Linked DNA regions of Homo sapiens: region 2 is linked to region 1. The links are chromatin loops, found by intact Hi-C in ENCODE. Cell type or tissue: PC-3. All regions are shown on one strand. Each heading gives the region's core, and the rest is flanking DNA. Links, peaks and the distances in the headings are about the cores only.

What was found. Peaks named below come from ENCODE experiments on the same cell type or tissue, not always from the same donor. Only the 100,000 strongest peaks of a DNase experiment are listed, where the experiment ranks them.
Region 2: a loop joins it to region 1, with 8 times the contacts of the local background. A loop is called at or near these places in 2 of 110 quality-filtered maps.

The regions. Positions count from the first base shown.
Region 1 is chr1:246,140,164-246,145,545 of GRCh38, reverse strand. All of the region lies in intron 5 of SMYD3 (SET and MYND domain containing 3), which reads left to right. Among named protein-coding and RNA genes, the nearest start is that of SMYD3-AS1, 34 kb to the right of the region's middle. RefSeq lists an enhancer at 4,857-5,382. In PC-3, for the core only: no CTCF peak of the experiment used is centred there; a DNase peak (open chromatin) is centred at 2,985; H3K4me3 peaks cover 537 bases; H3K27ac peaks cover 3,822 bases.
Region 2 is chr1:246,212,906-246,218,287 of GRCh38, reverse strand. All of the region lies in intron 5 of SMYD3 (SET and MYND domain containing 3), which reads left to right. Among named protein-coding and RNA genes, the nearest start is that of SMYD3-IT1, 110 kb to the left of the region's middle. In PC-3, for the core only: no CTCF peak of the experiment used is centred there; a DNase peak (open chromatin) is centred at 3,147; H3K27ac peaks cover 1,446 bases.

The DNA.
Region 1 (5,382 bases), core at 202-5,201:
TATAGCAGTTAATCAATAATCAAAACAAGTAAAATGTAAGAACAGCACTTTAAAACTTGTCTTTAATCCAGTGAAGCTCAGATGCCTATATTGCCTTTTAATTGTCTAAGCACTTGCACAAAATTATCTAATATGATCCCAACAATTCAGTATTATTAGTCAAATTTAATATGTAATAATTGGGAGAATAAAAGCTATTTATTGAGCTATTCGCTGCTGACACTACATACATTATAACTAATATTCCTGACAGCCTTTTGAGTTAGATGTTATACCGCTTTCATTTTGCAAATAAGAACCAGAAGCTCAGAGAAGTTTCTGAACTTGATCAAGGTCACATTGTAGCTCAGATTAAAATTTGCATCTGAGCCAGGCATGTGTAGTCTCAGTAACTCAGGAGGCTAAAGCAGAAGGATCCCATGAGCCCAGGAGGTCAAGGCTATAGTTTACTATGATTGAGTGTGTGAATAGCCACTGTACTCCAGCCTGAGCAACACAGTGAGACCTTGTCTAAAGAAAGAAGAAAGACAAATTCAGATTTTCAAGCCTGTGTTCTTTCCACTATACAAAACTATTAGGATGCTTTCGTGAGGCGGTGGGGAAGTTGACTTTCTGGAAGTTTTTTGCTATCCAGATCCGGGAAACCCGATTCGTGCTTCCTGAATTAGCTCTGTTATATACATTGCAGAGTAAATTCTGTGTCCCTAGTCTTCTGTGAAGTGGGAACATGGTGCCTGTGTCCAAGTGTTTTATCTCTTTCCATTAAAGTCAGCAGTTTTCCAAAGGTCTTGTTTATGAAGGTTATTAGTTATGCAAAATGGGCCTTTATGGATAGTTCTATGAAATGATTCCAATTAAAAAGAAGTGGGTAGATTGCCAGTTGGTGTCAGCTAATTAAATTATGATATGCTCCTGTCATTAACAAGGACTCTGACTGGAGGAAAAATAAAAAGATAAAAGCAAGTTTCTGAAATTTGTTGACAGGGAGGGTATATTACTTTGCCCATTCTCATATAATTAGAAGAATAAAACAGGAGCTTCCCATTTTGTATTTGAAATAGGGAAATCTGTTATTACTTTCTTCTAGGGTATAATTAATCAAGTTCAGCTGCAGTATTTTAGATGTTATGGTGAAATGGAGTTTTATTAAAAACTGTAGTTTAATAATAATGGATCAGTTGTACTGACATTATTGCAAACATAAAAATGAGCTTCGAATACCAAAAACACATTCAATAAATTTAATTGAGAAGGGGCTGTGTTAGAATTTTTAGGCTGGTTCCACGTCAGTGTTTGCCATGAGTAAGAGAAGACATTGGTACCCAGGCTTGCCCTGAAGAGTGCCAGGGACATGGCGGTAGCAGCATCCCGATCTTTAGTAGTCCTCTGGCGGGTGTATCCGTCAGCTCTTGTCAGCTCGACAGGGAGGCTGTCCGTCCAGGTGAGGAGAGCCTTGCCGGGCTGCAGTAAGTAGCTTATAAGTACAGTCAGGGAATGGAGAAGAAAATCTCCAGCTTTTCCTCCAGCTAAAGTTATCAATCTTTACAGGTACTTCTGGAAGCTGTTGGTTAGCCATGCTGCTGTTGTGTGAGGAAACGAGTGCCTGGCTGGAAAGCACAAGGCTTTGGGAAAGTTACTTTTTCTGCATTAAATCAAATGTTCAATATCTTGATCCTGTGCCCTTCTGTGAGGTGATGTAGTGGAGCATTCTTCTAGACATATAGGTAAATGGTGTTGACCTAACAGATGGGAGGATCCAGAAGCATAGAGGCTGGGATCCCAAAGCATGAATAAGCAGAATCTAGAATTTAGACCTTACTAATTTGACATTTATGATGATTCATATAGTGCTGCTTTGATTGATTGATTGATTGATTTGAGATAGGGTCTCGCTCTGTTGCCCAGGCTGAAATGCAGTGACACAATCATGGATCACTGCAGCCTTGACCTCGTGGGCTCAAGTGATCCTCCCACCTCAGCCTCCCAAGTAGCTGGGACCGTAGCCACATGCCTCTATAGCCGGCTGATTTTTTGTATTTTTAGTGGAGATGGGATTTTGCCACATTGCCCCGGTTGGTCTTGAACAAGCTATCCACCTGCCTTGGCCTCCCACAGTGCTGGGATTACAGGTGTGAGCACCATGCCTGTCCTGCTTTGACTTTTTTTCTTTCAAAATGTGTTATGGAGAGAACTGACTTAGAATCCTATTGTATACCCAAGACTGCAAGGACACTGTTTAAACTTACAAAGAAAGGCACCTGTTTTGAAGCCTTTGGGAAGACGTATTTCTTGCAGTAATGCATGATTCACTAAGAGTCCCTATCCTTTAAGCAGGTCCCAAGACCCTCTACACTGTTAGTCTAATTGGAGGATGCATGTTTGTGTGTGTGTGTGTGTGTGTGTGTGTGTGTGTGTGTGTATTAAATATACAACTGTATTTCCATTAAAAAAGATAATGTAATCCAGGTTAGCTTTTTTGCCTGTTAATTCACATTAGTGAGATTTTGTTGTCCATTGTGGTGGCAATTATTTCTTACCATTCCATGTGGGTCTTACACAATTAAGAGAGGCTGGTTGCACAGCCAGACTTGCACAGAACTTTCTACCCTCGTGTTTATCTCCATGAAGAAGCTGCCAAAGGTTGGAACTAAGATCACCAAGCCCTTCTTACTTGTCTTCACACTAAACATGCTTCATGATGTTCTGGCCAATTTGTGTTTGTAGGTGTCCAGAAAAGAGCAATATACTTACGAGAACTCTCTACTGAAAGTACAGCAGTGCCCCCCTTATCTGAGGTTTCATTTTCTGTGCTTTTAGTTACCTTTGGTCAACTACAGTCTAAAAATATTACATGGAAAATTCCAGAAATAAACAGTTCATAGGTTTACAGTCGTGCACTGTTCTGAGAAGCATGATGGAATCCCGTATCCCCCGGGACATGAATCATTCTTTCATCAAGCGTATCCATGCGTATACACGACCTACCCATTAGTCACCTAGCAGTCACCCTCAGTTATCAGATGGAGTATTGCAGTCTCACAGTGCTTGTGTTCAAGTAACCCTTATTTGACTTAATAATGCTCCCAAAGTGCAAGACTAGCGCTGTCAATTTGGATATGCCAAAAAGAAGCTGTAAAGTGCTTCCTTCAGTGAAAAGGTGAAAGTTCCCGACTTAATAAGGAAAGAAAAAAAAAATACGCTGAGGTTGCTAAGATCTACAGGAAGAAAGAATCTATCCATGAGACTGTGAATAGTATATTATTATAATTGTTTTATTAGTAATTATTTTTGTTAATCTCTGTGCCTAATTTATAAATTAAGCTTTATCATAGGTATGTATGTATAAGAAAAAGCATAGAGTATAGAGGGTACAGTACTATCTGTGGTTTCAGGCACCCACTGAGGGTCTTGAAATGTATCCCCTAAGGGTAAGGGGGACTACTGAATCGAGAAGAGAGGTATCCTTCTGGTGCTAAAGAAAGAAAAAAGAATGTGGTATACTGAGGTTCAAGGCCGGTGATGCCTGATTCTTAGTGACTGCTATCTTCTGAGCAAGTTCTTTTTGCTTAAAGGTAATTTCTTAAATGTGAGAGTAAGGAAGAGGAAAACTTTGAAAAAGAGAATGAACCCAAACATAATTTGACTTCTTTATAGGAAACTTAACTTTGTTTCAAAATAAGTCTTTCATTGCTTCCAGCTCGACTCTGCTTCCACTGAACATAGAACTCAATCACCAGGGTTTAAACAGCAACTAGTGCTGTATTCCAGGAGATGTGTTTACTAAATGGAATCTTGAATGTTTTTACATTGCTTTATGAATTCTGGACTGTTTAATAAATTTAAATGAAGATTTTTTTTAAATGTGTTTACGTTGGCATGTTAGTCATTTACTGCAGAATTTTGAGTACATTCAGGGGGGCTGTGGTTCTGTAAAGGACTTACCACAGTTTCTAGCACACTGTACATGTTTAATAGACATTATGCTGCTGTTGCTTTTGTTGGCTACCATAACTGTGAAGGAGAGAATTGAGGACAGTAAAATGAAAGTAAGTAATCATAGGAATGCACCATCTGTCAAGGTGTGCTTAAGACATTAAAATTCCTTTGAATATCCGTACAAATGATAAAATTTGAGAAATAATTGTTTGTCTTTGTTTTACCATTAGGCTTTTTGGTAGCTGTATCCTGTCGCCCTGTTCAACATTTGCTCATATCGTGTGGAATTCAAATCCTGCTAGATCTTTTGCAGAGTTTCCAGTTCTGTTGTGTGTATACAGTGACAGCTGAGTTCAGTATGGGTTGTTAGAGAGAGTTGATTTCCAAGCCAGATACTTTTGGGTTCAAGTGACTGCTCCCTTATGTATTAGCTCCATGTGACCCTAAGACATTTAGTGTCCTATGAACCTTTCTGAGAATTGTTCTGAGTTTTCCTGACAGAGTCACCAGCTTCAAGAAAAACATAGCAGTTGAACGGATAGGTCACCTGAATGAAGCCTGCCCACTTGGGTAGCCCCTGACAATACCTCTACTGTCATAAGTTATATAAGATAGTAAGTATTGATCCTAAAGATGGTCCTGAATTGCCAAGGAAGATAGACTCCACTCTGCTAAGCCAGTGACCGTGATGTGCATTTGAAACGCATTTCCTTCCAGCTGGGCTTGGTGGCTCAGTTCTGTGATCCCAGCAACTCAGGAGGCGGAGAGGGGAGGATGGCTTAAGGCCAGGAGTTCAAGAGCAGCCTGGGCAACATAGTGAGACTCCATCTCTAACGGGGCATGATGGCATGTGCTTATAGTCCCTACTACTTGGGAGGCTGAGGCAGGAGGATCACTTTAACACAAGAGTTTGAGGCTGCAGTAAGCTGTGATTGTGCCACTGTACCCCAGCCTGGGTGACAGATTGAGACCCCTATCTCTAAAAAATAATAAATAAATAAATAGCATTTCCTTCCAAATGGGCGGGATAAAAAGGTTTGATGCTTTAAAGTATAAACTTTAATAGGAAAATAATCCACCACGGAGCAGTTCCTTCAATGAAGATGGTGGACACTTCCGTTCTCTGTTGCACAGCTGCAGTAACTGCTAGCGGTACTAATACTACTGGTGCTAGTACTAATACTAAAGCTAACATTTGTTGACCTTATATTGTTGCTAGAAAGTGTAAGTCTTTCATTTTTTCTTAGTCCCAAAGAATACGTGTACAAGATGAATACCACTAATAATTTTCCAGAGGAGGAAATAGGCTTAGAGAAAAGTGTCTGGGCCAAAATAATGCACATCCAAAGCGGTGGAGCTGGAATTTGAAGCGAAAGGTCCTGATCCCCAGAACCCATCATCCTTTTACCTGTTTTACCAAGCATTTCAGCAGAAACCTGGCACTTG
Region 2 (5,382 bases), core at 304-5,303, 73 kb before region 1:
CACCCCACGAAATAATCACTATCTTGAATCTTATGTTCCTTTCACTGGCTTTTTTTTTAACAGGTTTTCTTGTATGTATTGAAATCAGTTTTTTATGTGTTATAATTTGGTATGTTTTTAACTTTACTCATGTCAGAGTGTACGTATTCTTGTCTACTTTCTTTTTTTGACCTAGTATTCTGAGATTTATTCGTGATGGTCATGTAACTGCAACTCATTCAGTTTTATCGCTGTATTGTTTTCTATGAATGTACCATAGTTTATTTATTTTCTGTTTTTAACTGTTACACATATCATTGCCATGAACATTCATGTATTTATCTTCCATTGAACATGTACAGGAGTTTTTCTTGGATATATAACTTGTAATGGAATTGTTGGGCCATGAGTATGCTTATTGCAACTTCACTAGATAATGTCAAATTGTTTCTGAAAGTTGACTTCATTCGTACTGAACCATCTTCACCAGCATTTGACATTGTGGGATTTAAAAACTGTTGCCAATTTTTACATTAGCACTTTAATTACAATTATATTTATCATTTCTAGATGGTATTTTTTTTCCTAGCTAGACATTAAAAAATTTTCTTTATCCTTCCTCATATTTTCAATCTCTTATTCCTTTAAACATCTTAAACATATTTACTTTAAATTCTGATAATACCAAATTAGAAACTCTTTGTGAGTTGATTCAGCAATATAATACTTCTGCTGAGTCTTGTTCACTGATCTTTGTTTCTTTGTTTTCTTTGTGAGAATTTTTAGTTTATTTATATTTTGAGACAGGGTCTTGGTCTATTACCCAGGCTGGAGTGCAGTTGTACAATCTCGGCTCAGTGCAACCTCTGCCTCCCGGGCTCGAGCGATCCTCCCATCCCAGCCTTCCAAGTAGCTGGGACCATAGGCACACATCACCACGCCCAGTTAATTTTTCGTAGAGACAGGGTCTCCCTACGTTACCCTGGCTTGTGATTTTGTTTTTTAAGCTGTAAGTTCACACTCTTTAGAAATTCTTTGAGGCCTGGATTGAAGGTGTATTCACCCTGAGTGAATTTGCCTTTTGTTTTGATGGATAACTAAGGCATTAACAACCTTGGATCCTGCTCAGGTTAATTTCTGGGCTTGAGGTTTCTTCTCCCACAAAGATAATATAAATTTAGGCTACAAGCTTGGTTAGATGCCAACTTCTGCTTATGAGTCTAGAAAAAAATTATCCCCCTCTGTCCAGTATTTAGGGTCTAGATTGAGAACTTCTTTGCTCTCCCTTGTGTGGAATAGATTTTTTGTAATTTACAGTGATTCTAACTCACAGCATATAGTCCTTGGAAAATCCTAGGTCTGTTCAGGAGTTTGGTTTTAGACTTTCCAGTCTGGATGAGGCCCACACACAGCCTCCAGTGCTTTGTGCCCACGTCTCCGTCAAGGGGAAAGTTCAGGATCCTCAGGTTAGCTAAATGTTTCTAGTGAGAAAGCTAGCTTCAGAGTTTACTTACTGGCCTGGTATCTTTACTTGACTGTAATACTCTAAGGATATTTCTTTCTTATCACTTAAATCATGAATTTTATTTTAATGTTCTCTTTTTAAATACAACTTCTTTTATGCCTTTATTTTTCTTCATTTTTTATTATATTTTCAATAATGCAGAAAAGGTGAAGGAATACAACCAGAAATTTAGCACCTAGATTCATCAATTGTTAGCATTCTAAAAACAAAGACGTTCTCTTTTATAACAATGCCATAGCACGTCTTAGACAATTAGTAACAATTCTCTAATATTTTCTGTAATACCTAATCCATATCAGATTTTCCCACTTGTTCCTAGGTATCTTTTTTGCATATTTTTCCCCAAATGAGGGTACAAACAATGTACTGATGCATTTAGAAGATATTTGTCAGTGCGTCTATCTGGGTTGTTGGGGTCACCATATTGTCCAATATGGAGATGTATTTTATTGTTTGGCATTTTCCTGAAGTCTGCTTATGAGTTTTTTTTTTTTTTTGAAATGGAGTCTTACTCTACTGCCCAGGCAGGAGTGCCATGGCGCTATCTCGGCTCACTGCAACCTCTGCCTCCCGGGTTCAAGCGATTCTCCTGCCTCAGCCTCCTGAGTAGCTGGGATTGCAGGTGTGCACCATCACGCTTGGCTAATTTTGTATTTTTAGTAGAGACGGGGTTTCACCATGTTGGCCAGGCTGGTCTTGAACTGCTGACCTCATGACCTGCCCCTGTTGGCCTCCCAAAGTGCTGGGATTACAAGTGTGAGCCACCGTGCCCGGCCTTGAGTTTGTTTTTCACATTAGTCCAGAGTGCTCCATCTTTCGCTCTCTATTCGGTTTCCTTGTGAGTTATTGACTGTTAGAGTATACAATAGAAAAAATATTTTTATGTCCCTTTTAAGGAATTATACCTTTCAAGTGGAAGATACACACTGACTTTCCTCCAAATAGTTACACATTTTAGATTTTTGTCGTGTCAGTGGACTCATCTCAGGCAGGATTACACCCCAGGGCTTCCTTTAAAAAAGGAAAGTGACATTGGCTTTACGTAACAGAAGCAGTTTGGACATTTCTTTGGACAGTTGAGTTCCGCTGGCCCCTTTCTGTGGCATGCTGCTGCTCAGCCCAGCTGCATGAAGACAGGACAGAGAACGATGGCCACTGAGAGTGATCCAAAGTACTCTGTGGGAGAAGGCAGATGGATAAATATTTTTTCTTAAATGCAAAGCTAACTTAATGTTACTGCCCATTACTGGTAACTTTCTTTAGGGCTTAAGACTTGAAGAATTTAATGTTGCCTGACAAAGTTTTAAGATGGCTCAGCATTAAAAAAAAATGGTGTCTTTGAACAGTAATGAGCGCCAAGTAAGAAATATGGGTGTGCTGACTCTTTTTGATGATCTCAAAGTTATTTATTTAACTACATGCATGAAGCCCCAGCGTGTGTGTGTTTTTCTTTGTCACTGACTTCACAGCAGCTCAGTAGGATTTTAAATATGTATATTTTATATTTTCCTGCACCTGCCCCATGACAATATACATAGACCATGCAAACAAAGATGTATTTAGTGAAGAGATTGCGAAACTGTTTTATTACTGTCCGGATCTCCATTGGAAGTGAAGCTGCTGTTTCACATCCTCTTTAGGCATATCTAGCCGCCAGCAACTGTGCAGATTAGAATCATGAGCTTCTCTTCCACATGCGTGTGGCCATTGTGGTGATGACCGATGAATCATCGCATTTCAACTGGAATGAACAAAAATAGAAAGCTCAGCAGCAGCATTTTTTAGAGAGGTAAAAATCTGCATAAATAAAGAAAATTAAGTGTTTCCATGAATTTTACCTACTAGAAAGTGGAAAAATGTATTTGATAATAGAGCATATATATAAGTTTTATAGTACTGCTAACATAAACATGAGTGGATAATTTTGGGGCTCAGCAAGTTTAGCTGCAAAATGGCTTTGCTATTCTCCATTCCTCTTTGTTTTAATGATCATTCCTCCATATTCAGAAGATTCTGTTTCTTGATTTTTAGGACTGTTCCTAAATATTCCGGTAGCTGTCTTTGGAAGACTGAAAAAATATTTTCTCTTGTCCTTATAGAAAATGCTGGATAGGGCAGAACCTTCTCTCTTCCTGAAAGAGGCCACTGATCTAAATTGGTTTCTCTCTTAGCCTTACTTCTTGGAGGCATACTTATTATGTATTTACTTACTTTGGCATGCTATTTTAAAAATTCCTTGGTTTTTATTTTAAACAATTCCTTCATATATTTCACTTAAATAAATGAGCTGATACTATGAGCTTCAACATATTGGTTTCAAAACTCATCTCTTTGTCTTTTTTCCTTTGTTTTACCTCATATACAGTTAATTGACAGTTCTGTTCATTTTTCCTTTGAGATATCTTGCCATGCTTGGTTTACCATTCCAGCACAGAGTACACAACTCATAGCTGGATTGCTATGACATTTGTCTCCTCTTTGGTTATCTTGCATTCTTTTACCAAATAAAGCTTTCACAAATGTATTATCTCCCTACCATTTTGTGACCTGGGATGTGAAATCTAATCTCTGACTGGATTTCTAGACTCCTCTCTTGTCTTTTTCAACCTTATCATCCACAACTTGCCATTGTAAAGACCAAGTTCCAGTGTTCCATTAGATCAATACCACCATTTCTGTAAACAAACAGATGCAAACATTAAGAACCACAGTCTGGCTAATTCTGGAACAGTACCTAAAATATTAAACCATGACCATCTTTTGCCTGTTGGTGTTAGAAGGGAGCTTTTGGTGTTACGAGAGAGTCACCAAAGAGGACAGGTTATGGAAGCTAGCTCTGCAGAGCTCTTGATAGCAGGAGTTCACAGAGATTATAAACTAGGAAATTCAAGGTGCTTCAGAAAGGTTCTTCTTGAAGGAAGAGAAAGAACTGTGTTCAATGAGAGAAAGCAGCAGAAAAGCACACTAAGTTCGTTCTTTATAGGCAAGTTTAAAACTGGGATTTACTCAATGGCCGATGGCCATTACAGATGCTAAGATATTCTCAGGGACCATGAGAAGATCATCATGCTGAAGTGAGAATGGAGCCAGGGAGGGGAGCATCAGAGTGGGACTGGTTTTGACCTTTGAACAGGGCCACTGTCCTGGCGTGGAAGTGCAGTAGACAGGGCAGGTTGGGTGAACAAACCAGGTAGCTGAGTGTTCCCCTGCCCTTGTTCTAGCAAACTTGGGTGTGCAGGGCCTGAGAATGTTCTGTTGACTTCTGCTGCTCTGTTTTGCTCATGTTATTCCTTTGCAATGGGTGCCTTTCTCCTATCCATTTTCTCAAAGATCATATGTGCTATAATGGTGGAAACACGGACTTAGGAGATAACCTGACTCAAAACTCACTGGAGTTTTGTCTTCTTGCGGATGAGCTGGACCCTAGCCAATGTACTTCACCATTCCAAATCTTCAGTTTCCTCCTTTGATAATGCAGGTATTAACATACATGCTGCTGTGTAAGCATTGGAAAGTCTGGCCCTTGGTGTTTGGGTTTAGAAAAGTGCTTTTGTCAGCATCCATAGTCACAGGTAACTGACAAAAAGAGCATGTGATATCCTGTGTATCTGTGTCGACATCATATGAGATTGAGGAAGGTTGAAAGAATACTAATTTCCCTTGACAGAATTCTTTTAATTTTATTCATTTCTCTGCATCCTTCACTCTTTAGTTTATCTGATGGTAGAGGGTTAGCAGTTGTAGACAGTGTCATCACCTGCCCTGGATGATACTAGAGCTCCTTTTGTAGACAGACTATATATTCTGACACCAGAGAAATGCTGTACCTGAAGGCCCCATATCTTCTGGAAGGACACTGAAGGGAGAGCAAGTTACTG